Regions from separate parts of the Mus musculus genome. Here all the other regions are linked to region 2. A link is a loop called in an ENCODE intact Hi-C map of the cell type or tissue named here. Cell type or tissue: heart. All regions are shown on one strand.

What was found. A loop is a pair of places that touch in the nucleus more often than their neighbours do. Peaks named below come from ENCODE experiments on the same cell type or tissue, not always from the same donor. Only the 100,000 strongest peaks of a DNase experiment are listed, where the experiment ranks them.
Region 1: a loop joins it to region 2, with 3 times the contacts of the local background. A loop is called at or near these places in 3 of 42 quality-filtered maps.
Region 3: a loop joins it to region 2, with 4 times the contacts of the local background. A loop is called at or near these places in 14 of 42 quality-filtered maps.
Region 4: it touches region 2 in a loop (4-fold over the local background); 2 of 42 quality-filtered maps call a loop at or near these places.
Region 5: a loop joins it to region 2, with 4 times the contacts of the local background. A loop is called at or near these places in 21 of 42 quality-filtered maps.
Region 6: a loop joins it to region 2, with 4 times the contacts of the local background. A loop is called at or near these places in 10 of 42 quality-filtered maps.
Region 7: a loop joins it to region 2, with 2.6 times the contacts of the local background. A loop is called at or near these places in 7 of 42 quality-filtered maps.

Annotation. Positions count from the first base shown.
Region 1 is chr7:121,031,954-121,035,953 of GRCm38, reverse strand. It overlaps Mettl9 (methyltransferase like 9), which reads right to left and starts at 1,509. Exons shown (of 5, transcript NM_021554.2): 1 at 979-1,509. The coding sequence starts at 1,143. In heart, a CTCF peak has its summit at 1,537; DNase peaks (open chromatin) are centred at 573 and 1,443; H3K4me3 peaks cover 2,269 bases; H3K27ac peaks cover 2,186 bases; H3K27me3 peaks cover 1,006 bases.
Region 2 is chr7:120,633,504-120,637,503 of GRCm38, reverse strand. It overlaps Uqcrc2 (ubiquinol cytochrome c reductase core protein 2), which reads right to left and starts at 2,315. Exons shown (of 14, transcript NM_025899.2): 1 at 2,182-2,315. The coding sequence starts at 2,214. In heart, a CTCF peak has its summit at 2,372; a DNase peak (open chromatin) is centred at 2,313; H3K4me3 peaks cover 2,913 bases; H3K27ac peaks cover 2,054 bases.
Region 3 is chr7:120,915,479-120,919,478 of GRCm38, reverse strand. Polr3e (polymerase (RNA) III (DNA directed) polypeptide E) reads right to left here and starts at 1,701. Exons shown (of 21, transcript NM_025298.4): 1 at 1,569-1,701. It overlaps n-TLaag4 (a tRNA gene), which reads right to left and starts at 1,962; the gene lies at 1,881-1,962. In heart, a CTCF peak has its summit at 1,806 (motif pointing right); DNase peaks (open chromatin) are centred at 708 and 1,778; H3K4me3 peaks cover 2,526 bases; H3K27ac peaks cover 1,369 bases.
Region 4 is chr7:121,118,101-121,122,100 of GRCm38, reverse strand. Otoa (otoancorin) reads right to left here. Exons shown (of 29, transcript NM_139310.2): 12 at 3,436-3,559; 13 at 18-233. Among named protein-coding and RNA genes, the nearest start is that of Otoa, 37 kb to the right of the region's middle. In heart, a CTCF peak has its summit at 1,657 (motif pointing right); a DNase peak (open chromatin) is centred at 1,780.
Region 5 is chr7:120,821,158-120,825,157 of GRCm38, reverse strand. Gm5737 (predicted gene 5737) reads right to left here. Exons shown (of 12, transcript NM_001370881.1): 8 at 2,825-2,962; 9 at 1,821-1,886. Among named protein-coding and RNA genes, the nearest start is that of n-TLtag1, 12 kb to the left of the region's middle. In heart, a CTCF peak has its summit at 1,650 (motif pointing right); a DNase peak (open chromatin) is centred at 1,785; H3K27me3 peaks cover 391 bases.
Region 6 is chr7:120,123,194-120,127,193 of GRCm38, reverse strand. It overlaps a transcript of Zp2 not described here. Among named protein-coding and RNA genes, the nearest start is that of Zp2, 20 kb to the left of the region's middle. In heart, a CTCF peak has its summit at 2,264 (motif pointing left); DNase peaks (open chromatin) are centred at 2,153 and 3,243.
Region 7 is chr7:120,103,243-120,107,242 of GRCm38, reverse strand. It overlaps Tmem159 (transmembrane protein 159), which reads right to left. Exons shown (of 5, transcript NM_145586.1): 2 at 2,414-2,613. The coding sequence starts at 2,509. Among named protein-coding and RNA genes, the nearest start is that of Tmem159, 2.8 kb to the right of the region's middle. In heart, a CTCF peak has its summit at 2,070 (motif pointing right); no DNase peak of the experiment used is centred here; H3K4me3 peaks cover 426 bases; H3K27ac peaks cover 105 bases.

The sequences.
Region 1 (4,000 bases), 400 kb before region 2:
AAGGTGAGGTCCAAATAACACAAGGAATCATTCCTTACATCTCTCTGTAAAAGCAAGACATACTAAACTCAGGCTTTTAGAAAAAGCGCAAAGTTTGTCTAAATTCAAAGGCTTCTCTTCTGTGACTGCAAGGTTAACCACAAACTACTTACGGTCAAATGCAAACTACCTCCCTCTTAATTCAACAGCTGACCCATGCATGTTTCTTTAAGTGGTACAAATAGCTAATGAAAAGACCATCCAACCCCATCCAACCGGTAGAACCCCCACGGCTCACAATCCATTCATTAGCTACAAGAATTCACTGCTGAACAGTTCAGATTTTTTAAACCTCTCCGTTTAAAGCTTGCATCATCTTCCTCCTCATCCCAACCTCTCTGGTCAGCTCACTAAACCCAAGTTGAAAGGACACGTCTCATAGGCAGAGGGGGAGGAGAGTTCCTAGGCTGGGAGCCCAGACCTGTCAAACACATTTTTTTAAGTGCTTCGGGGAAATGTCAGCCGAAATGTTCACGAGGCCCAGTTTAATGTCTTTAGAACCCTTTGTATATCCAGAGATTCGGCCAGACAAAAAGAGACCGGCTTTCGGTTTTGTCCCTCGGGGGGGTAGAGGAAGGCTGGCTGGGTGAGAGCTGGGGCAGTTTTCTGCTCAGGCCCCAGTGCCAGTTGGGTGGCCCTACCCAAAGTTGCTCGGGTCCTGAGGGCGGACGCGGACGCCGCCGCCGGCCTGGGAACAATGCGGGGCTTCGGGGCGCCCACGCTGGGGCCCGGGGAGCCAGGCAGCAAAGGCTGTCCCCCGCCCGCGCCGCCGAACAAAAGGCGCCGTGGGGCCAGCGCCCGGGCCGGGAAAAGTTTGTGAGAGGCCGGGGCCGAGGCCCGAGCGCGCCGCCCCGCACAATGGCCCGGCCGAGCGCGGGAAGGCCGAGCGCCCCGCCGCGCCGCGCCACGCCCCCGCTCCGCAGGGCTGCGGCCCAGTACCTGGTGCGTGTCCTTCCCGCCGCCCGCGGCCGCCGCTGGCCCGCCGGGGCCGCTAGTCATGTTCACGTACAGGGAGCGGGAGAGCGGGCTCCGCAGCGTCCACATCCTCCGCGCCAGCCACACGGACGCCAGGCTCAGGCACAGCCAGCCCGCCAACAGTCTCATCGGGGGGCCGCGGCCGCCAGCTCGGATCACCGCCGGGCCCAAGCCCAGGAGGAGGAGGAGGAGGAGCCGCCGCCTCCGGCCACCGTCGTCGCCGCCGGAGCTCGAGCCATCGCCGCCAAGTCGCCCGTGCAGCCCCCTTCGGGGCCGAGGCAGAGGGAGGGGGAGATGGCGCGGGAGGGGGGGCGGGGGAGGAGCGGCAGGCGCGCGGCCTTCTCACGTCCCCCGCGGCCCTTCCCAGCCCGGAACGCCAACGACTCCAGGTCGTGTTTCCACCCGGTGCACGTACAAACGCAGGAGGGGCGTCCTCCCTGCCCAATGAGCGGAGACCGGGAGGCCCGGGAGTTGGGAGAGAGGGCGTGCACGTCCTCCGTGGCGCCGCCTGGACTCATAATGGCGGAAGATCCGGGGGAGACTTCCTAAAGGGGCTACTAGAGTCTGGCCCCTCCGAGGAGGGGTCTGCAGGACTTCCGGGCTTGTCTTGCCTTAGTAACTACCCTGTGGGCCCCTCGATTACACCTTTGACCTAATTGTTCCCATTGACACAGACCCAGGTTTATTCGATAGACCCGCGCTGCCCTTCTTGCTACAGTCTTGACCGTCTATTTAATAATTTCCATCTGGGGTCAGCGAACCTGACTCCCAACTCCAAAAGCCACCCGATAGCTGCAAAGCAGAGAATCGAGGGGGAAAGAATCCCACCGCCACTCCCAGTCCCGGTGTTCCCAAGCCTGAGAAGCGGCTGTCACAGGTCTAGTGAAGCCCTCATGAGTGAAAGCTCTGCCTTTGTTGGAAACTGTTGCTCCTGGAGCACTCAACGAAATGTGATGGAAAATAGCATCTGCTGGACAACGAAGGCCACAAGTTAGTCCTGGCTGCCATGTTTCCTTGCAAGTTAGTCCTGGCTGCCATGTTTTCTCAAGCTGATAGAAGTTGGACCAGACATTCTTAAAATGTGCTCGGTCTGGGGAGATTTAGCCAGATATTTCTTAGATCATTTATAGCAGGAAGAAGCCCAATGTTTCTAAAATGAGGGTCATGAGATGTCGTTGTGTCTCAACTGTTGCTACTAAGCTACAGCATATTTCCTAGCCCAGCTACTCACACCTTCCTAGGTTTGTTAGAATATGCTTTTCATTTGACAGCGACAGATTCTGTACATTAATTTTAAATTAATTATAAAACAAATTTATCTTTACGTTAATTTCATCACACTACACTGAAGAGATTTCCGTTTATGAAATAATGACCCCTGGATGAGAAATGGCATTCCTTATCACAAACTCCTTAGGTGTTAAAGTATCTATTTACCATCTTTCGTTAATAAGAATATTTTGTTACCTAATGTGCATAGAATATAACAAAATACTTTGTCTTCTCTCATTCTGGTATATTCCCTGACATCTCTCCAAGTTGGGTGTTAAACCCAAGACTATACCTTACTAAATTGAGCTCAACTTTCTAGAAGTACTGGTCCAACATACTTAAAAGAAGCTATAATAGTGAATGTAAATGACTGTATTATGTCCCCTCTTTGAGTTCCAATAAAGCTCTTCTGTATCAAACCAGAGTCTTCACCTTTTTAAGTAAAGAGGAGATACAACAAGAGTGCATAAACGGGCATATTTCATTTCTAAAGACAAAGGATACAGAAAACTGTGTCCTAAGATTAAGCTTGCTTAACCACAGCTCCAAGACTTCAATCCTAAATGTATCCTCTAAACAAGAAGCAAAGATACATCTGATAGGATCTGAAGAATTTGGGGTGAACTTGACAGCTAAGACACCTACCAAATTTTGCTTTATGCCTGAGCAGCTCACCTAAAAAAATAAATTACCCTCACATTCAAACTACTCTATAATCACAAACTACTTGTGTAAGTGTGATTTACATTTAGGAAGCACAGGAAGAAAGCAAAGCACAGCATAAGCAAATGAAGAAGCAAATATGATAGCAAACCTTTTTATAGAGGGTGGTATCCCAGCTCCTGGCTTTTCGATCCATCCAAGAAGCCTTGCTGTCTCTCCTCTCAGCTTCCTGAATTACAAATCAGGAGGAAGGAAAGCTGCAAGAGTAAATATACTAAGCAGAAGTTCAGATTGCCCTCAGGCCTGCTACTAGGATGTCACTACTGTACATTAAAACCTCAGTTATCCATGATGGGAATAGCAAGAGACACCCCTAATACAGAAAGCCAAAGATGAGGCAATATCCTTTCCAATGTGGCTTTGAAATGTAGGTATTAACACTCAAGAGTCACATACCTGCTATCCTTGTGCCTGCTGACCCTGAGTGTCTAGCCTGGGTTTCTGTTCTATTACCAGAAATTGTGGCTGGGTCATGCAGGCAAGCAGCTTGTTTCTTAAGCAACTTCCCCTAACTCTTCCCTTACCTCCCCCTCCCCTTTCTTCTCCTCTCTTTAACCCTCCTTTCCTTTTCATCAGTCCTTGTTATACAGGCTAAGCTGGCCTTGAACTCACAATCATCCTGACTATGCCTCACAAACACAGGGATCACAAGAATGTGCTGCCACTCCTAACTTGAGATTTGCTTTTCAACTTCACAGTACAATGTGAAGAAAAACCACAGAAAGCTAGAGGCATGGATTTGCAGAAGACTTAAAACCATTGTAGCCTCCTTGTGGAGCTAATAGTCTAAAAGGACTCCTGTAATTTAATGTTTTTCTCCAGTTTTTTTGTATATACATGCATGTGGGTGTGTATGTATGTATGTGTGAAAGAGATTGACTTCGGGTGTCCTCCCCTATAGTAAGAATTTTGGTTTCTATTTAAAAAAACATAAATATTATGAGAATATGTTTTGTTTTAAACCCATGTGTGGGATGTGGGGCTGTTTCAG
Region 2 (4,000 bases):
GTTCTGACAAGTAACTCCTTCATAAGTTTCTTAGTCATTCGCTCTACCCAAGCCATTTTTTCCCCTGTAGATAGCTTTTCTTTTCTTTTCTCCCCTCCCTTTTTGAAAAAAAAGTTTGCACCATAGCCCAGGATGACCTTAAGCTCAGGATTCCTCTGGGACTAAGGTTTATACCACATGCCTGGCCTGAAGCATTCTTAAACCTGTGCTGATTTGTGATTTATACAGAATAATGAGTTCTCTATGAGCTTGGAAAAATACCTATTTTGTTGCTTTTAATTATTTTATTAAAATGTCAAGCGTTCCTTCTAGTAGTGATGATTTCAAAGTTTCTGGACAGTTGGATTGTTAACACTTCATAACAGATTTCAGCATTCCTGTTTCCTCCATTTGTCAGTCTTTCATTTATTTTTACTAAAATCACCTTCATCTCCTTGGTCACTTTAAGGATCGTTTCCCAGTGCCCTTAATGTCTGCACTACAGTTTCACCCTTTCAGGTGCTGTACTAGGCATATTCAACCAAGAAAGGGTCTTAGCTTTATTGAACAAATATCTACACAATCCTAAAATCAACAACAAATTCTCAGCATAATATGTAATAACTTGGATGATGGATCTAAATGCACTGACTTTACACACACATATACACACACACACATACACACACACACACATTATACACAATGGTATAAAGCTATTAAGATATTCCAATTATGTCTAGGGTTCACAGGATTACTAATGGACATGCAAGCAAATACACTTTCATGATGCTAAGATCCACTAAACATGTTGTCAAGTGTACCTGTAAAGTTCTATAATGCTCCTACTCGGCACTGCCCAGACTGCTGTATGCTGAACACTCAGTCAGTGCTGGGCTAATCTGGCTGCTGGTTTTCACCTGTTCATGGAATTACTACTTTATCCCTTCAGTCCTGCTTGTAAATTATGAATATAATTAACTGTGTCATTTTCATTTTAGTTTGCTGGATAAGGTATATGCAGCCACTTGTGATTTTTAGCTGTGAATTTTTAGCTGTGCCCAAGATGTAATTCCTGTAACATCCAAGTGTAACAGTCCACATATGAATAATCCACACTTCCACTTCTGTGCTTTTGGGTAGTGAAGTTTAAAATCTCCTGCTTCTTTTGGGTTCCTTTCAGGAAAGACTTAGATACAATTTCTACTTTGTTTTAATAACACATGGAAAGTCCTGCTCTCTAAGGACTGCTAGCAATTGGTCTGTCTAGGCACAAGGAATACAACTGCAGCCTAAATTTGTACAACACATATATGTAAGTATAAAGCACAAGGAAACACTATGCCCAGGCCTGGTGTATCACTGTCTAGTCGTCTCTCAACACAGACACTCCTGGCATTTCCGCGTTGTAACTGTGCTGTAGGGGCTGCTGTTGTATGGTTGGATGTCTAGCTGCACCGCTGACCTCTAGATGCTAGAAGCACTCTCTCAACAGGTGGTTACGAATAAAAAGCTCCGCATGTGACCGGCTAGTAGGGGCAAATTAGCCCTTGTTGAAGTTTAAATGCTCCCATTCTCATCTCTTGAAAACCACGATTCCAGCGTGATAACGTGCTGACACACATGAGGTACTCCTCTCCTCACCGCAAGTGACAACTACATATTTTAGGGCTAGTCTTGAAGAAAGATCAAGAGCCCCTCCTGGAGGAAGCCTTTAAATGGGACCCCGAGAAAACGAGCATCTTAAGGAATGCGGGGACTGAGTACTGACAGGAACGAAGGTGCCGGCACTGAGATAAGCAGCGCACCGCGTTTGTGAATTTAATAAACTCGCACGCATTGGGGAAACCGACGCCTCGGGATCAACCCAGGGGCAGAGGTCGTAGGTAGGGGAAGCAGGCGGCCCGGGTGGCGTTGGCCTACACCCTACCTGCTTCTCGAGTGACCTTCAGGAATCTCCCGAGAGCCGCTTCTCCGCCACTCTCCAGGCCACCCTCCTCTTCCGCTTTCCCCGCGTTAGCTCTCGGCTGCTCACAGGACCCGCCGAGCCTCCCAGGCCTCGGCTCGCTGGCAGCCCCCTTCTCCGCGGGGTTTACCTGAAGGGCAGACCCAGGCCTGAGGCCAAGGCCGCACACTCCGCACCCAGCTCCTGAGTGGCCGACAAGCGTCCCCAGCCCTGCCCCACGCACGTCCCATGCTCACCGAGAAGGACCCGGCCCTGCTGAGGAGCTTCATGGCTCTAGCAGTTGCCCTTTCCCACGGTCACCGCTGCAGACAGCAAAGCAAGATGGGGTCGGAGGACCGAGTTTCCCGGTGTGCACTGCGAGCTTGCCCACGCCCCCTTGTACCGGCGGCCCTCTACGCATGCAGTGCTCTACTGCTCCGGTAGGCGGGACGAGCCCAGCTCCTGGGGAGAGGCTAGAGGTCTCCCGGACTAGATTGCAGCTTTTGTAGGTTATCCTTTCTGAGTTCTTTTTCTGCAAAAGACATGCAGCCTGTAATCCCAGCTGCGTCTGCAGCCGTCACAGTCACCCCAGCCGTCTTGGGCCTGCCCGTGAGTCCTCGCAAGTCCGGGAGTCGTCGGCACTCCCTGTTCCTCGGAGGTCGTCCCTCGCCACTTTTACTGTAGTCTTCCCGGTACCGCGAACTTGGTGACCGAGTTCACAGAAACTGGCAGGACGAATGTCTCGTCGAACAGATCGACACACTTGTAGGTCTCCTTGCCGCAAGGAGATCGTCACCAGCAAGGACTCAATCTCGTGAAATTTTCTCGCGCAAATTTGCGCGTGTGTGTATAATCAGGGACTTAATATAGTCTTCTATTGTACTTAAAAATGTTTAACTGTTGGTGATACAGACATATGGCACAAATCATTCGTGTGTTACACTATGATTGAGACTAATTCGGGAACCACTGCTTTCATGAAGCCGCATAGCTGCTTAAAAATGTTTTTGGTTACTTTTATTTTTTTTACAGTCCAGTCGTTGCCAGATTCCCGGTCCGCCCCTCCCACAGTTCCTCATCCCATTCCTCCTACCCCTTCTCTAAGAGGATGCCCCCGCCAGGCCTCAGTACTCCCTGGGGCCTCGTTTCTCAAGTTAGGTGCCTCTTCTCCCACTGAGGCCAGACCAGGTAGTCCTCTGCTGTATATATGTTGGGACCTCGGACTAGCTCATGTATGCTGCCTGGTTGGTGGCTCTGTGTCTGAGAGAACTCAGGGGTTCAGGTTAATTGAGACTGTTGTTGGTCTTGCTATGGGGTTGCCCTCCTCCTCCTCAGCTTCTTCCAGTCTTTCCCCTAATTCAACCGCAGGGGTCTCCGACTTCAGTCTAATGGTTGGGTGTAACTATCTGCTTCTGTCTCAGTCAGCTGCTTGTTGGGCCTCTCTGAGGGTAGTGTCAGTCCTTGGAGCCTCCCCTTGAGCTGGATCCAAATTTGGGCCTGCCACTGAACCTCTTTTCCTTCAGTCTGTTCTCCATTTTTGTCCCTGCAGTTCTTTTAGACAGGGACGATCTGGGTCAGAGTTTTTGATTGTGGGATGGCAACCCCATCCCTCCACTTGATGTCCTGCTTTTCTACTGGAGGTGGACTCTATAAGTTCCCTTTCCCCACTGTTGGGCATTTCATTTAAGGTCCCTCCCTTTGAGTTCTGAGAGTCTTTCACTTCCCAGGTCTCTGAGGGTCCCCCCATCTGAGGGGGGTGGTTTCTATTCTTTTCTGCTGGCTCTCAGAGCTTCACTCCTGATTCTCCCTTACCCCAATACCTGATCATGTTCCCCTTTTCCTCTCCCTGTCCCCTCTCCCACCCAGGTCCCTCCTTCTGCCCACCCCCTCCTAATGCTTTCTACCCCTCCCCCCCAAGTGGGATTGAGGACTTGGGTCTTTGGCTTGTTAACCTTCTTGAGTTCTGTATTCTGGGTATTTTGTACTTTTTTGGCTAATATCCACTTATTAGAGAATACATACCATGCATGTCCTTTTGGGTCTCAGTTACCTCACTCAGGATCATACTTTCTAGTT
Region 3 (4,000 bases), 280 kb before region 2:
GTTGTCCTGGAACTCACTCTGCAGACCAGGCTGGCCTCGAACTCAGAAATCCACCTGCCTCTGCCTCCCAAGTGCTGGGATTAAAGGCATGAGCCACCACTGCCCGGCTCACCAAGTCATTTTCTGGATGCTCATTTTCCTTATATGTAACCACTGCCAGTCCTTCCAGGATTAGACGTGTTCCCTGACAACTCAACTGAAACAGCCGCTTCCAGCCCCTTCCATTACAAGCATAATTCCTTATTTCCTGAATGGTCCTAAGCTGGAACTTCCTGATCTGCTTGCTGGTCAGGTGTTAGCTGTCCTCTGTACTAGACTTTAAACTCTACGAAGGCTTCTCTATGCTTCACATTCCTGGACCATTAAGTGGAGATAATAATTATACTTGGTCGTGGTTATGGGATCATTACTTTTAAAATTAAAAAAAAAAAATCACAGTTCTTTCTCCCAAATATTAATGATGCCAGGCATCAATATAGTACCAAATAATACTCTTCTCATTAGCTGTGCAAATCAAAATTTATAGTGCCCAACTTCGAATTGGTTTACCCAAGGTCACAGCCCCCCAAGAAAACAGGTAAAGAAATCCAAATCTAGCTGATGCCAAGAGCCTTGGTTTTATTCTTAACTAACATGCTGCACATCTCTTTGGTAAAAGGCAGTATGGTGTAGTGGTTAAGAGGTTGGACTGCCGTGCAAAACCTTACAGGTTCAAATCCTACCTCTTCAATATAGCAGCTGATTAGCGACGTGAATTGCATAACCCTGGGTCCTTTCCTATTTTAAACCACACACCGGCTTCAAAGGGATAAGGCGAACCTAGAAGGACTGTTGCTACGTGGCAACATGTTTTCTTCCAATATAAGACCGAACAAGACAGCCACAAATGAAAGAAGCAGGAGTGTCACCCATCTTACACTCATTAAAACACCGTAGCACGGGAATCATATCCCCATTTCACAGATAAAGGTATGATCTTATCTTTTCGCTCCCAAACCCAGGAACTCTAAAACAATATTCCAGGATGACCCGGTATGTGCACCATCCCCCGTTACTGGAAGGTCCCCGGGTCCACGAAGCAGTCGCCACTCTGCTTAAACACAGATCAATGAATGAGGCGTCCCGGGCCCGCTCGGGCTAAGCAGAGTTGACCAGGTTCAACGACCCCTGCCCATGCAGGCGGCCCCGAGTCCAGTGGCTTTCTCCATGTCGCCGGTGCTCAGGCGCCCTTCCCACTCTTCCGAAAGCCGCCACGCCACCGGGCACCAGTGCCCTCGCAGGTGCGGTTCGGGAGCCAGGCCCGGGCGGGGCAGCGCGGCCGAAGCCTGAGTCAGCGCGGGCCGCACCGCCGTCGTCTCCCCACCGTCCAGCCGAACGGAGCGACCCAGGCCCGGGGCGGCCTGGAAAGCCGGGCGGCCACCTTGCGCCCTGCCCTGGTCCCGGGAGGCCGCGGCCCCTCGGCACGCAGCGGCGGGGGCCTGTCTGGCCTAGTCAGCAGCGCGGCCCGGAGCACCGAGCGAGTGCGACGGCTGCGACCCGGATCCCGAGGCTGCCGAGTCGGGGCTCACCTCTCCGCCGGGGCCGCGCGCGGGCGGCGGAACGGCCCAGGGACCCGCGGGCTGCAGAGACGGCGGCGGCCGGGTCTTCTATCAGGCAGCGGCCATGTTCCTGCTGGAGAAACTCCGCCGGACACGTGGGGGGAGCGGGGCCGGCCCTCGCGCTTCCTCTTACCCACAATGCCCCGCCCCGGCGCGCGCGGGACCGCCCCTTCGGCGAGCTGCTCGTGGTGCAGAGAGCGCACATCGACAGCAGGGGTCGCCGCTGCGCTCGCAGAAGGAACCTAGAGCGAAAGACGCTGAGACAAAAGAAAAAGCCTGCCTTGGCAGCGGTGGGATTCGAACCCACGCCCCCGAAGAGACTGGAGCCTTAATCCAGCGCCTTAGACCGCTCGGCCACACTACCCAGCTGTTGACGTCGTTTTCTAAGAAGCTACTTATTGGATTGACACGTATATTTTCTTTCGATTCTTGGAGTTATATTTATTTATTTTATTTCCTGCCGATAGAAATTGCCATAAACAATATTATCATCATGCCACTTATTGAAATAAAAGTATTTAGATGCAAGCTTGTTCCAAATAAGTTTTAAAGCAAAGGATAGTTTATTTTGCGTTCTGAGTCAGTTGGTTAAGGTGTCAGGTTAAGCCACTCAGACACTCAAAAACCCGAATTCGATGTCTGGTTCTGTCAGTAACTTTCACCAAGCTCTCAGAGCTGAACTGTAACCCCAGGTCTGCAGAGTTCTATCTGAAAATTTACGTGTTTAAATTTTTAGTACACAAACAATTTTAAAACTTTGCAGATAAAATATATTCTTTGTAATATTCAAAATAAGATTCTTCGAGCTTTGACTTGCTCTAGTTTCCTAGTACCCAGCATTATTGGCTGATTGTACATCCTTTCTGCTCTTTTGCTGTCAATGTTTATCTCCATAGAAAATAGTTTTGTTCATATTGTGAATGGGTTGGTATATAAATATTAACACAGTAACACATAGAGATATACAGCTGGCTGGTTTTTCACTATACTTTTGATTTATTTTCTGTTTTGCTTTTGTTTTTAACCAGACTTTATTTTTAAGTATCTTTGCATGTTAATATGCCCATACAGACTTTTACGTTTACTTTATTTATTTGTTTGGGAGTGGGGAACGGGCGGGGGCGGGCCGTGGAGGTCAGAGGACAACTTGCCTGATGAATAAGTTCTTTTGTTCCACCCTGTGGGGGCGTCTTAGGTTGTCAGGCTTCGAGGCAAGTGTGTTTACCTACCTTCTGACCGAGCTATCTCACCAGCCCTAGATATTTTAAAACACTGAAAAAGATGAAAAAAAAAATAGTCACACACACCCCATATTTCCACCACCTAGAATTAAACTCATTTCTGCATTTACATTTGAACATGCATACATATTCATTTGTTGTTTAAACTAAGGTTCACAATGCCCAGGCTGGCTTTGAACTACGTGCATTGATGAGTTTGAATTTCTGATCCTCCTGCCTGCACTTCCTAAGTACCAGAATTACAGCCTTGCACCTGGCCAATATGGCATTTTGCTTCCAATTATTTTCTTGTGTACATAATTTTTATTAAAAGTTACACAAGTAAGGCCTTCGAAATGGCTAAGCGTGTAAAAGCATGTAAAAATCCCTGGGACCCACATGATAGAAAAAGAATCATCCACAAGCTGTTCTCTGTCACACATACTCACACGATAATTAAGTAATTAATTAATTAAGTAAGATACACAGGTGATAAATGTAATGTACACTTTAAAACTGTGTCTTAAAATATGGGCTAAGAGATGGTAAGCACACTCCTTTAGTACCAGCACTTGGGAGGCAGAGGCAGGTGGATCGCTAAGTTGAAGGCCAGCCTGGTGTACAGATGAGTTCCAGGACAGCCAGGGCTAAACAGAGAAACCCTATCATGGAAAAACTGTGTGTGTGTGGGGGAGGGGGTGGGGTGGGGGGTCTGTGTGTATATCTGTGTGTGTCTGTCTGTGTGTGTCTGTGTGACGTAATGGTGCATATCTATGGTCCCAGCCATCAGGAGGCAAATGGCAGAAGTTTTTAGCAGATTTGAAGCTAGCCTGGTCTACACGGTGACAGACTATGCTCCAGGCTAGACTGGTCTACATGGTAGAAGTGTGTTTCAGGCCAGTCTACATAGGACTACATAGGATATTCTGTCTCAAAACAAAAATAAACAAAAATTTAACAATATCCTGGACTATGAGAGTAAAGTCCACCACATTTTTAAAAATCCTCTCACAAGCACCCTTCCAGTTTACAAATAATATGAATTTGACATGTATCCTTCTAATAATTTTGAAAACTACATGCATAAATCCATGAGCAATATAAAGTGTGCTTTTCTGTGTTATCACAGGATACCAACACCTTGTTAAAACTTTTCTCCCATATTATGTTTTTGAGATCTAT
Region 4 (4,000 bases), 480 kb before region 2:
TGAAAGTTCCAGCTGACCTTTTCCTGAGCCAAATATTTGGCAGACAAGATGACAATCTGGCTTCTGCCCCAGCCTGTAACCTGGTTGAGGGTAGAGATGGCGCTGTGCACTGCATCGGAGGAGAGGGATTCCAGCTGACTGCTGGTCAGACCTACAACTGCATCTGACAGAGAGCCTAGGGTCTCGTTGAGGGTCTGGTTCTCTGTAGCAATGTCCAAGAGGTTGGCCTTGAGCTGGAAGGATAAGGAACTGGCATGAGCCTTGAAAGAAAGTAAGGCAGGAGCTCCCTCCAACCACCTCCTGGGTATAAGGACTCCATACTGCCCTCCCTAGACATGGGCCCAGGGATTGCAAAGCACGGTATTCTTGGTCATGGTCAGACAGTGACGGCCCCCTTGGGAACGCGTCCTCCAGGCCTGGCTTTCATGTGCTGAAAATTCACTTTGAGTTTCATTTAAATATTAATGTGTTGTTCAATCAACCTTCAAGCATGGCAGGAAGAATTTTATTCCCTTGTGACTATGCCGCATTTTGTAGCAGTCTATTTTCCTGTTGTGATCTTGAACTCTATATCCATATATTTGGTTGCTTTCCTTTTGTGAACTATCCAGGGGCCTTTTCATGTTAATATGTAATCTGCATAAGAAATAATTCTCAGCAGTACAAGAAAGATAAAGTGAAAATCCAAACTCATGAAAGTAACTATGGAAATGATCAAATGAGCACAGGGCTCAGTCATAGAACACTTTCCAAAGGAGAGAAGGAAAAAGGGAAGGAAGGAAGGAAGGAAGGAAGGAAGGAAGGAAGGAAGGAAGGAAGGAAGGAAGGAAGAAGGAAAGAGGAAGGAAGGAAGGAAGGAAGGAAGGAAGGAAAAAAGGAAGGAAAGAAGGAAGGAAAGAAGGAAAAAAGGAAGGAAAGAAGGAAAAAAGGAAGGAAGAAGGAAGGAGGAAGGAAGGAAGGGAGGGAGGGAGGAAGGAAGGAAGGAAGGGAGGAAGAAAATGAGGGAGGGATGGAGGGAGTGGAGGGAGGGAGGGAGGGGGTGGTGTATATCTTCCCAACTGGCTATATGTCGTTAGAAATATACAGTATGAAGTTCTTACAGATTTATAATGTGAACTACTTAATGCTTTATACTTTCACTTAAATCACATCTTGTACATTTCTGTGTGTTTCTAAAACTGTCTTAAAAAATTATTTTTGTTGTGATATACTTTCCTAATTACAGTCAAGAATTCCCATCTGATTCTGGTAAGGAAGGTAATATATATACTCACCGACTGTATCATAGCCTCTGTACAAAAAATAAAAACAAAAAACTGAGAGGCCAGGGAGATGGTTCAGCAGGTGGAGTTACTTGGCTACCAAGCCTCGTGACCTCAGCGGGATCCAAGACCCCACACAGCGGATTAAAAAGAACTGACTCTCAAGTGATGCTCTCTGGCCTCCATAGGCTTCATGTGCACACATATGCACACATAAACATGCACACACACATAAACATGCACACCAACACACACACACAATAAAGAATTACGTAAAAATAAATAATAAATAACGTTTAAAATGGCCTAATGTTTATGCTGTAACACATAAATTTGTGTAAACATTCATTTCAGGCACACATAACGTTACTTTCACATATGCAATCTCAAAGTTGCCACTGGGGGGCAGCAAAGCTAAGTGGAAGAATTGGTTTCAGGCTCTCTTCCGCAGGCTCCCTTCCCCAGTGTTGTTCCCATGGCACAGAAGGAAGTGAGAACTAGGGTGGTGGCTCTCATCCCCTGCTTACTCGCAGCACATGATGACTGAAATACACAATCCCAGGTCACGAGGGATCTGAGCTGGTAGCACAGAACCCAGTGAAGGCCATGGACTGAACCCACTGAGCACTCAAGTCTGAGAACTGCTGAGCTCTGCATCCCTAACCGGTTTCCCAGGAACCAGAAGATGCCCCCCCCCCAACCTCCACCCCGACCCATGTTTTCCTTGAACACAAAAATAGGCCTTGACAAATAAATGACTGTGGTGGGAGACATCAAATACAGCAAGGTGTTTGGAATTCTGTGTGAAAAACTGCTGTGGAATCACTGGTGGCTTTACCAAGATTTTCTTTTACTAACATTCTAATATTATGATTCGAATTTATAAATTAAAAAAAAAAATGATCTGAGCCGAGTGTGGTGGCGCACATCTTTAATCCCAGCACTCAGGAGGCAGAGGCAGGTGGATTTCTGAGTTCGAGACCAGCCTGGTCTACAGAGTGAGTTCCAGGACAGCCAGGGCTACACAGAGAAACCCTGACTCGAAAAACCAAAAAAAGATCTGAAACGTGAATGAGAAAAAAATAGAAATAAAAAGGCTAGGTACAGTAACACGTGCTTGAAGTCCCAGCACTCAGGTGACTGAGGCAGGAGGATTGCAAACTAGAAGCCAGCCAGGGGTGTATAACCAAACTTTACTCAAAAACTAAAATAGACGGAGAGAGAAAGGGATGGAGGCAGCCATCTGTATTTGCTAATTTGACCAGAAACAAGTCTAGGAGCTCAGTAGATAACAGACACTCACCCAGGGCTCCTCCCATCCTTCCCATGCTGGGATCAGCTGAAGACCTTCCCTTTTACATCCATCCATCCATCCATTCATTCACATCCATCCATTCATTCACCAAGAGCTGGGTCGCTCATGTGCCATGGCCCATAAGCACAGTCAGGGGACCACTTTCAGAAGCCAGCTCTCTCCTGCTACCATGTGCTTCTGGGGGTCAGATTTGGGTTGTCAGCTTGGCCCCTGCCTTGGTGACTGGTTGTTTTGTTTGGTTGGTTGGTTGTTTTTTGTTTGGGTTTTTTTTTTTTTTTTTTTGCCCCTTCAATTCAATTTATGAAAAAAAAAATCTACCATTGAGCTACATCTCGTGTGTGTGTGTGTGTGTGTGTGTGTGTGTGTGTGTGTGTAGACAGATGATAGATAGATAGATAGATAGATAGATAGATAGATAGATAGATAGATAGAAGGCCTTATTCAGGCTGACCCTGAATTTGTGACCCTCCTGTTTCATTGGTGCCTGTGGTGGAGTCTGGCAGAGCCTTTACTCCTGAGGAGTCTGTCCTTCAGCCACTTGTCAGCACTGCTGGCCTTACCCCAAACCCCTGAGCAGATCGCCCTTAGGATCCATCACCAGGCTGTGCTCATACAGATGCTAAGACTCTCCGACCACTTTCCTACCACTCATTTCAACTAGCCCTAGCTGTTTTGATTGTGTTTCAACACACCCATGTTTTGTCTACACTGCTTTTCATAATTCCCCCCTATGCTCCTCTCCTCCAGGATTGGGGACAACATCTGCCAGGATTGAAGTGCTTAATAACATGTTCTCAAAATCCAGGCCACGTGAGGGATCTGAGGCCGAGGACCCAGCGACCCGCATCTCATCCGTACCTTCTGGACGCCAGCCTGGAAGCCCCGGAGGCGGCTGCACTTGAGCATCTGGTGGAGAAGGACTTGGGCCAGGGTGGCATCCAGCAGCTCCAAACCATCATAGAAACAAACCAACAGCCCCAACCTGTGTGGGAAGATGAGAAAGGCTGGTGGGGTTGCTCAGAGCCCCACAACCCTTCCCTGCAATCCAGACATGAACACCACGACAGCACAGTAGCCAGCACTCACCCACTTCATCCTGCACCACCTACCTGGATCATCAGCTCTCAACAAACAAAACCGTTTTCATTTGAAAGCAATTAATAATATGGGTTGAGTGTGGAATGTCACCCCCAGGCTCATGTGTCTGAACACCTGATTCCCCAGCTGGTGGCAACCATGGCTACAGGAGGCGGCTCCCTAGGAGCAGACATCTGGGGGGTATACCCTGGTCTTGCTTCTGGTCTTGTTTTCAGTTTCCTGGTTGGTCAAACTGTAAGGACCTGTACCCTCACGCCCCACCACCACCGCCGTGCTTTCCTCTGAAACCGTGCATCAAGTGCATCAGAGTAAAACTCTCCTTGAA
Region 5 (4,000 bases), 190 kb before region 2:
GAAAGGGAACACTCTCCCACTGCTGGGGAGCACTCTCCCACTGCTGGGGAGCAGACAGGAGTCCTGCAGGCTCTGGAAAATACTCTGGCAGTTCTTCCACGGGAAGCTAAGCTTAGAGTTACTGGTTAGCCCGGAAACTCCATAGAAATACACAGTAATGCAATCCCAGCACCGTGTGTGTGTGTGTGTGTGTGTGTGTGTGTGTGTGTGTGCATGTGCACACATGTGTACCTAATGAATGACAGCAGAGGTTGTCCTCTGACCCTAGCAGGCACGTGTGCTTACATACATGTGCACTTGTATACACAGGTGCAGACATACACATATCACAGAAAAAGGAAAGGAATGAAGTCTCTACCTAATACATGTCACAACGTGGATCAACCATGGAAACTAAGGGGGAAGAAGCCAGACAAAGGCCACTCCTCCCATGAAACAGCCAACATAGGCAGGGCAGTTGAGAGAAAGACTCACGTTGCCTGTGGTGGGTTGGGCTTGAGGGTAAATTGATACAGGGCCACGTTGCCAACAAGAGAGGCCTGCTTTACTTTTCTGAAGATGAAGACCTATTCTAAACTTAATTATGGTAATGGTTGTAAAACTCAGACTATAATTTAAAAAAGAAAACTATGTTGAATTGTATCCTTTCTGTAGGTGGATTGCATAACTTGTAAGTTATATCTGAATAAAAGTACTTTTTAACATAAAAAATTACAAAAAAACCCTCTACATGTATGAGTGTTTGTTTTTTTAAAATTTATTATTTTTATTTTATGTTCATTGGTGGGTTTTTTTTTTTTTCGAGACAGGATTTCTTTTTTGTTTGTTTGTTTGTTTTGAGACAGGGTTTCTCTGTGTAGCCTTGGCTGTCCTGGAACTCACTTTGTAGACCAGGCTGACCTTGAACTCAGAAATTCTCCTGCCTCTGCCTCCCAAGTGCTGGGATTAAAGGCGTGTGCCACCACATCTGGCTGTTCATTGGTGTTTTGACTGCTTGTATGTCTGTGTGAGGGTGTTGGACCCCTTGGATCAGGAGTTACAGACAGTTGTATGCAGCCATGTGTGTGCTGGGAATTGAACCCAGCTCTCCAGCTCCCATGTAGGGAGGCGTGTTTTGCTTGTGTGTATGACTGGTGCTTGCGGAGGCTAGAAGAGAGCATGGGATCCTTTGGGACTGGTGTTACAGATGGTTGCTAGCTGCCATGTGGTGATGGGCCTTAAACCCAGGTCCCTGGAAGAGCAGCCATCGCTCATAACCATTGAGCCATCTCTCCAGCCCCTGGAAATGCTCTTTAAATAGAGCAAACCAGAGCTGCCACTGGCCCAGCAGGACACGATAACCCCTATACCTCTACCCAGGTTTCTGTGCTCACTTTCCAGATGGGCCTGGTCCAAAGGAGACTGTGGGTTGTTGAACGAGGTCAGGGGTCTCAGAGACCAAACTCCCTCCTCCCTCTAGGATCTGGTGACCACATACCTGCCTAGGGATTTCAAGCAACCTCCCCTTTCAGTGTAGGACCACTTGTTTTAGCAAGGGCCCTGGATTCCATCGAAAAAAAGAAATGACATTAGATTCACAGGCCAGAATCAGTGCAAATCAGGAGGCAATTATAGAAAGGTCAGTGTCAAAAGCAGGAACACATGGTTCCACTAGGGGGCAGTCACAGCCCAGCTTCGGCTCTCCCAGTGCCATTCAGGCACGTGCCAAAAGGGTTGGCTTTCTAAGGTAAATTCATGGTTTTGGTGGAAGGAAAGGATACAAGGACAGAGGGTGGGGTTGAGAGACTCACTCTGGGCTAGGGGTCGGGGAGAACACCTACCAGTGGGGCCATCCACTCAAAGAGGTTGACACTCTCCCCATCATTGATGTAGTATGCTTGCCCGCTCTGAGGGTGACAGGAGGGAAGAGGTACAGTCAGGTGTCTGCCCACAGCCTGATCCCCTCTTTCTCCTGGCTCCTGGAAGCTCCTTCGGCCCTCTTGTCCCCCTAAGCAGTTCTGGGAAGAGACCTGGACAACACCTTAGTAAAGCAGTATGTGGTTTGACAACGCTAAAGAAAGACAGGGTAACTCTCTATGAAGAGCTGTAATTGGCTTGGCAGAAATGATGGTATTCTAAAGAGACATGGATGTTGTGGGCCTGGTGTCTGTCAATCTGACTATCAGACTATTCAAACAATAGACACCCCCCCCCAAAAAAAAGAGAATTTCTTTAGGGTACTCATATTGGGAAACTGGAAGGGCCCTAGCCAGAGGGGAGTTTATCTCCTTTCATTCAATTGTAACAACTACTCAGACCACCTAACAGTTGAGGACTAAGCCCACTTAGTGACCTTGAGCAGGACTGTGGAAACGTGCATATTCCAGGGACTCTATTTAAACTTTAATCTCACTTCAGGACCCCAAGACAGACTGGAGGGATCACTGGGTCCTTTTAACTCTTGTTTTTCAAGACAGGGTTTCTCTGTGTAGCCCTGACTGTCTTGGAACTCGCTCTGTAGATCAGGCTGGCCTCGAACTCAAAAGATTCATGTGCCCCTGCTTCCTGAGGGCTGGGCTAATTTGATTCTTATAATTGGCTTCTGAAGGATTGACTTTGGCCCCGAGTTTGGTAATAGGGTGACCACCCTGACAAGCTGTGTGACTCCGAAGGACTCACAGGACCTCACTGTACTTCATTTTCTTCAGCAAGATGAGTATCATGAGGACTGTGACATGCTTCCGTTGGAAGCTGTGATGTCACAGGGTCACGGTGAGCTAATTATGCTCTCTGACAGTTCTGGGCCTCCCTCCTTATGGGGACAGGGATGTCACAAAACACTCACAGCCACGTAGCCTTTAGCCATGGTGAGACCCTCGGCCGCCAGCATGTGTGCCTGCACCAGATTCTGCACATGGACCCAGTTCATGCGCGTCTTGCGGTCCCCAAACCGGAACATGAACAGTCTCTTCTTGATGTGGCTCTGGCATGGGGGAGAGGTGACAGTGCAAGCTCACCTGGGTGGCTTTACGCCTTGTATACACGCTCATAGGCTAGACTCCCACCTCCCATGTCCCAAGTTGTCTGGACATCTCTGCTTTCTTGTCTCATAGATAACCTTGGGCCACCTTTGAGCTTCTTAACTTTTCTCATGCCTCACATTCAAACTAGCTGTAAACCCAGCTGCCTCGACCATTATGTCTGTTCAGAATCCAGCCACACCACTGCAGCCCATCTCGCCTTGGGAGCGACAGCAGCTCCAGTATGGATTCTGTATGCATCATAGTTGTCCATTCCCTCTGCACCACCTGATCTGATGAATGCAGAGCACATGGGCTGCCATATGAACACTGAAAGGCAGACAGTGCCTGAAGCCCTTCCAGACGGGGCCAGCTCCTTCACAACTCCTTCTATGGACCCCCTCTACTCCTTGGGCTACCATGACCCCAGGGCTGTCTGTCTCTTCCTGGACTTTTGAGGAGATGCCCCGTGTAAAGGATGCCCCGTGTAAGGGCTCTTGTCTAAGAGCCTGCCTGACCTGCCCATCTCCTTCCTCCCGTGGGAAGTTTAAAATATTTCTTTCTCCAAGGGGCTTTTCCAACTTCCCCAGAAGCCCAATCCCCTCCATCCATCCACTTTTTCTTTTCTCCCTTTGCGTTTGGCATCTCCCAACACTCTTTATAATTCAGCTTGCGTATTTCTTTTAATCCATCTCCTGGTGTGAGAGCAGAAGCCACACGAGGGCAAGAGCATCTGCTATTTGCTGCTCTGTCCCTAAGCCAGAGCAGTAATGCGCACACTGGAGTAGTTCAGGAAGTATTTGCATGGGGAACTGTCCCTGTAGTTGACCTGTAAGAACTGGGCAGGGGAATATTTGAAGCAGCAGGGCTGGACAGCACTCCCTAGGTGCCCTTCCCAACTCCCACAGTTTTGCACTCAGTCAGTCCCAGCCACAGGGATCTCATTACATTAACCTTCCTCACACTTAGGTCAGCGCTCAAGCTGCTCCTCTACCTGGCAT
Region 6 (4,000 bases), 510 kb after region 2:
GAAACCTAAGGGACTGAGATCCTTAATGAGTTCCTTGTGTGGCCCGAATCAACCCAAGAAGCACTCATCTCTGGATTTCCCGTTTAGTGGCAGATTAAGGGGTCTTGATTTTAAAAAGAAACATGATACTTATTGCTTGAAGAGCTCCAGGACCTGCAAAGATGAAATTACTCCTTTCACTTTTCTTGTCTTTTTCTTTCAGATGCTAACGAAGTGTGCTTTCCCTGGTGCTGTGGTACCTTTTTCTAAAGCCCCCTCCCTACCAAGTAGCTGATGATCCACCATGTGGTCCACCTCTATTCTGGTTTAACTGAGGTTTTCCTGTCCTCTTCTCTCTGTTCTCCTCCCCCAGGAAGCTGCTGAGATTTATAGCTCGCCCACCTTGCTGTTTGTCTTTAAACTCTAATAAAATTATCCTCTGGATTAAACAAAGAACTTCAGTTTTTACAAGAAAGCCCATGTAACAAATCTTTAAAAACAATACATATAAAACACACAGAAAAATACATATAAAAACATTTAATTAGTATGTTTCTTCTGATTAATAAGCAAATTGTATAGTCAAAAAATAAGAGTAGCTTTCACTTTGGGTGCAGCCCTTTCAAAGCCTTAGAGGACCAGATCTGCCTGTGTCTGTCCTTTGATTGTCACCAATACTTCTGCGGGGAAGAGATTTGATGGGAAGTGTAGCTCACTTGTCCCATCTTAGAGAAAGAAGCTAAAGGAACCTCATAAAGTTACTGATCACACAAGGCCCCTTTCCAAGGCTGTACAAGCTGGAACACTGGAGGGGAGACAGACTCTTTCACAGAGATGACTGTTTGGGCAGTGAGCTCCAGGGATGCAGCTGATGTGACTCTCGCCACCCACACTGAGATGCGCTTTTAAATGATGAAGTTGCCTTTGAGCTGCCCAGGCTCCTGCACACAATCCCTCATCCTTGCTCCTTTAAGTGGCCCCAGTAAATGCACAGATTCACCAAGCATGGCTATTTTAATCATGATTCTTGGTCTGCCATTAGACTACAAGTTAGACAGACAATAGGGGGGCCACAGATAAATAATAAAGATAGCAAACTTCTGGCTTCTTCCTTACCATCCTGACCTGTGAAAAGGACCTAGCAGCTTGAGACAAAGACCTAGAGGGCTTCCTTTCTGGCCAGTAATCCCCCAACACACACACACACACACACACACACACACACACACACACTCACAGGCATACACGCACGCACGCGCACGCCCGTGCCCCTCTCCTGAAGCCTGAGGGGCTGGGGGCTTTAAGGGTCTTTGGTTAGCTGGAATGGGGATGGGGTATTCTCCTTTCCTTAATTTAGAGTTGGTCAGTTTAAACAAAGGGATGCTGACAGACCCACAACTTTGTTTAACCAGACCTTGAACTTATCAGACTGGTCTGCTGTGTGTGTGTGTGTGTGTGTGTGTGTGTGTGTGTGTGCGCTCTCGAGCTCAAATTTCCTTACCTTTAATAAAATTCTTTCTTCACCAGCTGAGTCTCAGATTTCCTTTGCTGCTTCCCGTTGTTCTCAAGTTTTTTTTTTTTTTTTTTTTTTTTTTTTTTTTTTTTTTTTTTGCCTTTTAATTCTTTAATTGGCAGAGAAAACGAACCCAATCCAAACCCCTAGAAGTAACAGTTATGTCATATCTGAGAGTAGACATTTTCTCATGTTTCTCCAGATAAAGTCACACCACACTCTTATAGAAGAAGCCATATTAGTATAAAACCTACACATACCTCATTACTTAGAATAGTGATTTTAAGACCTAATAACTGTGAGTGCTATGTAAAGGCTTGTTGTATCAACTAGGAAATAACAATAAAAAGCCTGTGAATGTCCAGCACAGACACACTTTTCTTTCAGATACTCTTCATCCATGCTTGGTTGAATCCAAGGACACAGAACCCACAGAAACCAAGGACCAACTATGAAAAGAAGCTTGGTTCAGACCAGATAGTACTGCAGTGTCTTAGCTCCTGAACTCAGGAGCCAGGAAACATGACACAAAGTCAGTGCTATAGACTGGAGACTTGCAGCATGGCCCTGGGTCAACTGTTGTCCTCCCTGGGTCTCAGGCTTGCTGATGACATCAGGGATGGTGGAGAAGATGCTTTCCACCTGGCTTCTCGGGGAGTAGACAGTGCCAAAGCTCACACTGTGCCTGCCACAGTCAAAGCAGGGCCAGTCACTCAGTCGCTCTGCTTTCACAGCTGGTCTGTAATCTGGTGGCTGGCTTCAGTTGGCTGTGATGTTGGCTCCCTCTACTGGCTTAAAAACAAACTTCGGGTGAGTGGGGGAGGATGGCACTTTCTCTCTCTCTCTCTCTCTCTCTCTCTCTCTCTCTCTCTCTCTCCATCTCCAGGTGGAAGCTACAGCACCCATGGTTTCAATGGAAGCCACAAAGAGATGGTTTTTGACACACTGCTATTATGGGCACTACTCCATGGGAAACTAAACATTTACAATATGAAACCAGTGACCCCTGGAGCCATTCTACGTAACAACAAAGGTCATGGACACTCTGCTGCCTGGGAACTTCACATGCCTGGGAACACATACCTACCCCAAAAGACCTCAAAGGCAGGTAGAGGAACTCATACTGGTTCCGGGGGTGAGTTTTTCAAGCAGGCAACCTGTGTTTGAGTCCCACATCCCAAACTGCTCTTAGGCAGCCAAAGATCTCAACCTTTACACTTCCTCCCCTTTAAAGTGGACAGGAGTTTGCACTGACTGGAAGCATGCAGACTGGAGACAGCACTCAGCACACAGCAAGTGCTCAAAGCTAAACAAAACAAACTTTTCTGGACAGAAAGGTAAAATTATTTACTGTGTAAAGCTAAAGTTCTCTTGCGTGGGCCCTGGTCGCCTTTCCAGTGAGCTATTCTTCAGATTGTGTATAAAAGGCCAGCAGCTTCTATGGCATGAGGCTAAGTTAACCTAGTCTTGATTTAGATGCCGTGCTTCCTGGATGAATTCAGAGAGTCACTTAATCGCCAAACCTTGGCTTCCTTTCTGTGAACTAAATGCTGATGCTTAAGAACAATAAGCAGGCCGAGGAAAACAATTGGTCTGCTCATGAACAGGAGGGTCTAGTGCTTCTAAGTGCTGTGGAAAAGCATTTGAACTTGGCTGAGTCTGGAGCAAGAGTGTTTACATAATCAGAAATGTGTTTTGAAAAGCTCTTGCCTAGTAGCTGAGAAGCCTCCCCGGACGGGTTGCGCAAAGCACTGTAAATATGCCCAAATCTTGTGTCCCAGCTGAGACCCTGCTCTAAGCCAGCAATCTACTTGGAACATCTTCTTGGTGTCAGATGACATAGCTGGACTAATAGGGGCAATCTGGGATGTAGGCTTTTCCACATAGTCCCCATCTCAGGAAATAGTATCACTAGCTACCACCACCCACTGGTTAGAGCTAAATATCTAGATGTCAACTTTGTGTTCCCCTTTTCTTTTCCACCTACACCAACCAACCAACCAACACCTCTAGATGTCCACACAAGAAAGATCTTCATCCCCTTCCGCCAAGTGTAAGCCAAACCCACAGCCATCCCGTGTCCCCAGCCTTTGCAGATTCTTAAGTGGCCTTCCTGTCCCCAGACCTTTGGCTGTGAGTCACAACAATCCTAAATCTGATCTGGGCGTAGATTACAATATAATCCAAATATAATCTATACTATACAGAGGCTGGAGCAGAAGGAGCTAGAATTTGAAGTCATATTTGACTATATAGAAGTCATTATAGAAGTTCCCTATCAGGAAGAAGGGAGAGAGGGAGGAACTGGGGGGAGGGAGGGAAGAATGAGGAAGCAAGTGAGTGAGTGAGGGAGGCAGAGGGAGAAGGAGAGAAGGAAAACAGGGAGGAGAAAAGGGGCAGAGGGGAGACAGGTAAACAGAAAAAAAAAAAAAGTAATGAACACCTGGATGTCTGACCACAGCATTTTTCCATATAGGAGCCTGCAGTGCCTCCCTCTCAGTGCTGTGG
Region 7 (4,000 bases), 530 kb after region 2:
TTCCTTTTTGTTTGTTTGTTTGTTTGTTTGTTTGTTTGTTTTAGTTTTAAGATTAATTTATTGAATGTATATGAGTACAATGTCACTGTCTTCAGACACACAGAAGAGGGCATCAGATCCCATTTCAGACGGTTATGAGCCACCATGTGGTCGCTGGGAATTGAACTCAGGACCTCTGGAAGAGCAGTCAGTGTTCTTAACTATCTGAGCCATCTCTCCAGCCCAAAGTTCACATTCTTAATTTCTGCTTAGCAATTTAAAATATCCACCACCAGCAGCAGCAGCAGCAGCAGCAGCAGTGTCTTTTTGTTACTGATCCTTATGAAGAAAATGCATGCATGTTTGCTCAAGACACAAATTAGCCTCGTGCTAGACCTAAGTTCAATGTCAACAATCAACAGAAAATATATACATTAATGCATCTTTCCAGAAATATGCATAAAATAAGGACATGCACTGATCTGATTACAAAAACACTGGGACTAGAAACTTGCAGGACCTGAGTTCCTTGTTTCCTGCAGAATCGTGATTTGCTAAGTACTTGCTAAGCCAGTGTCAATGGTGATTTCCCACAAGTCATGAGAATGAACTATAAATGTGCAAAGGCCACGAGGACCTTTCTTACTGAACTAACACATCCAAGAAGTCTCAGCCAACTAACTAGAAAGCTGCTTGTCCATCTTAAAAATAGCCTGGTAAACTGGCAGTATGCCAATTGCATTCTGAAGCAAGTCCAAAGAAGGCCTCTGTGAAGCATATGGCTTTAGATGGTAAAGTGTGTGTTTTATAGAAGCTGGTAAAACTATGGTGTCCAATAGGGAAAGAAAATCACAAAACAGTTCCCATCACTTTAGATGCAGACATACTTTTATGTGCACATGGCATAGACGTCTAGAAGATATACAACAAAATGGTAATAGTATTAGCTAGCTGGTACTGTTTACCTTTTTTTTTTTTAAAGATTTATTTATTTATTATATGTAAATACACTGTAGCTGTCTTCAGACACTCCAGAAGAGGGCTCCAGATCTCGTTACGGATGGTTGTGAGCCACCATGTGGCTGCTGGGATTTGAACTCAGGACCTCTGGAAGAGCAGTCAGTGCTCTTAACCACTGAGCCATCTCTCCAGCCCCCTACTGTTTACTTTTTAACAATCTTTTTGTGAATATGCATATACTGTATAAGTGCACACGTGTGCTTTCATGTATGTGAGTGCACATATATGCAATGGTGCACATGTGGAGGTCAGAGGACAACCTCAGGGGCTAGCCCTTGCCTTTCACCTGACCCTCTGAAACAGGGTCTCCATGGGTTGTTGTTCTAGCACTGAATAAGACAGGATACCTAGTCACGAGCTTCCCAGGATCCTGCTGTCTCAACCTCCCACTTTGCCATAGGGACCCTGGGATTAGGGAGATGTTCTCATATGGCCATCTGTGTGTGGATGCTGGGAATTCAAACTTGTAATCTCACGATTAACAGACAAGAGCTTCACCAGTTGGACCATCTTCCCAGCCCTAGCATTCTGTTTACATGCTGAAAGGCATACAGAAAACAATAAAGATCCATACACAAAGAAACTGAGCATCTCAAATCCCACCGCACTGATCTGTGACAGGATACCAAAAAACAAAAAACAAAACAAAACAAAAAAACCATGGCTAGTTTGCATCACAATAATCCTGTGAAGGTAAATAACAGTCTAGATTTCAGAGTTAGTACAAAAAGGAGTGTGAAATATTCTCTTTTCCATTAATTTTTATAATGATGGCATGCTGAAATGATACAATTTTTGGTATATTAACTAAAATATATTCTTAAAATTAACCCATTGCTTCTTTGCAGTTCGGGTTGGGTACCAGAAAATGTGAGTGCACCCATGGCTCAAGAATCATTGCTGCTGGATGATGGAGTTCTAGTGGAACACAAAACTCAGACCGTAAATGAGGCACTGGCTGGCTTCTTTGCTTAGGGGAACAAATGAGTCAAGCATTTCAAAGAAAAGAATAGTGTCTGCTGTATAGACTAAGAATAGCTTCTTTAGATCCAGCCAAAGAATGGCAGTGACCACAAGGGGCCACTATCCAACCAAATTCTGCACCATATGGGATGTAACTAGTGGTCTGTGATTCTCGGTGACTTCCAGGAATCTTCCTTAATTTGGAGGTGTCTTGAAAACAATCTTCCTTCCCATTCACCTGCTGTCCTACTGCCCTGAATGTCACTATGACGGCTGATGCTCTAGCAGCCACAATGAACATGGATATGAAGGTCACACTCAGACATAGTAGGGTACTAGGAGGAAGATTCCTGACTTATTGTAGATTTCTATTTGAGAAAGAAACAGTGTCCAATCTTGTTCAGACCAGTGTTTTCAGGGTTTCCCATTATATGTGGCATTGGGCACTGACCTTTGAGTTATTCAGGAAAGACTCTAACAGCAAACCCAGCTTCCTTTGCAGCTCCTGTAAGTCTCTGGAGACACTCGGGGGCTCTTCTTTGGCCATCTTGAAATGTCTGTCAGTCTCACTCTAGAGTAAACTCTCTACCAGGAAATGCATTACTGTAGTACGTAGCCCAATCTCTCATGTCCCCCCGTCTCTTGCTATCGCTGAAGGAAACAAAAAAAAAAATAATTATTAGCAATCTCCAAGGAGCTCGGACCATCCCCAATACATTAACAGCAGGCATGCAGATGAATATAATTTGACAATATTTATCAATTTAAGCTGCACATACTTTGACCCAGCAATTTATTTTTTATGAACCTAAATAAGATAGATATGTGAAAAATACTCATAGGATGTATATCATATTCCTGTTTGTTACATAAAAAGACCAGCAAGATAGGAGGAAAAAGCTAAATCCATTTATTATTTATTATGAACACTTCACTGTTTTATACACACACACACACGGTGTAGAAAAAGATCCAGAAAGGCTATTCTCCGAGAACTTATGCCAAACAAGAAAACTGATTGTACTGTACTATTCAATCTCACCCCTCCCCCTTCTCGCTACCCTACCACTCCAGGCTTCCTTTGCTCTGACAACAGGGGCTTGGGGTGCTTTTTCTTCTTTCTTTGGCTCCCAAGAACCTTGTACAATGCCACACTTTATTTATGTGTGGTGAGGTCTTCACTAACAAGACCTGTCCCCGAGGCCTTGGCACAATTATTTTCTGTGATTCAACAACAGCCTGGAATGTATAAGACAGTCCCTTTCTCACGTCGTTTATGCATTTTTCATTATGGCAATGAATCAAATTAGATATGCTTTTAACCCCGGCTGAGTTTTCAAATAAAAATATTATTCTATATTAATATATTATTCTTATTTCATGTCTCCTAGAACACCTTTCTGGGTTGGAAAGCATAGGATCTCCTTGCAGCTAACCTAGTGTTCTTATAAACCTGCGCTCAGTAGATTCTATCACAGTGCCCCAAATGACTGAATATACCACTTGCCCATTATGTGCAAACACACCTTACCAGTGTCTACACTACAGAGCCTAGTATGCACACCTCCATCACACCAGCTAAAGATTCTCTCCCCTTGGTCAGGGGAGAACCAACGTCAGCACCATTATTTATGTTGTTAAAGCAGCAGCTCCGAGTTAGTGCTGAATTTAGATGGCCCCAGGCTTCAGTTTACCTAATCACATTTCTACAGCGGGCTACAAGTCAAAATACACCATTACAACTCGTCTTTGGCCTGGGAAACATGCAAATGCCACGGAACCGGTCTGGGGAGTCTGCTGAAAGCTAGGGTAGGAAGAATGCGGAGGAGGACCGCAGTCAGGCACACTCATCTACCTAGCCACCAATTTTCTGACCATCTACTCCTTCTAGGGTCCTCTTCAGAGCAGCATCACAGGGAAGGTGGGAAGGCACCACCCCAACCAGCCTAGAGGTGCCCCGCCTACTCTCCGTTTTAGGGGGCCTAACCAGGTTCTCTAAGATCGTGCTCCGCCCCTTCTAAGATTCCAAATAAAGCTT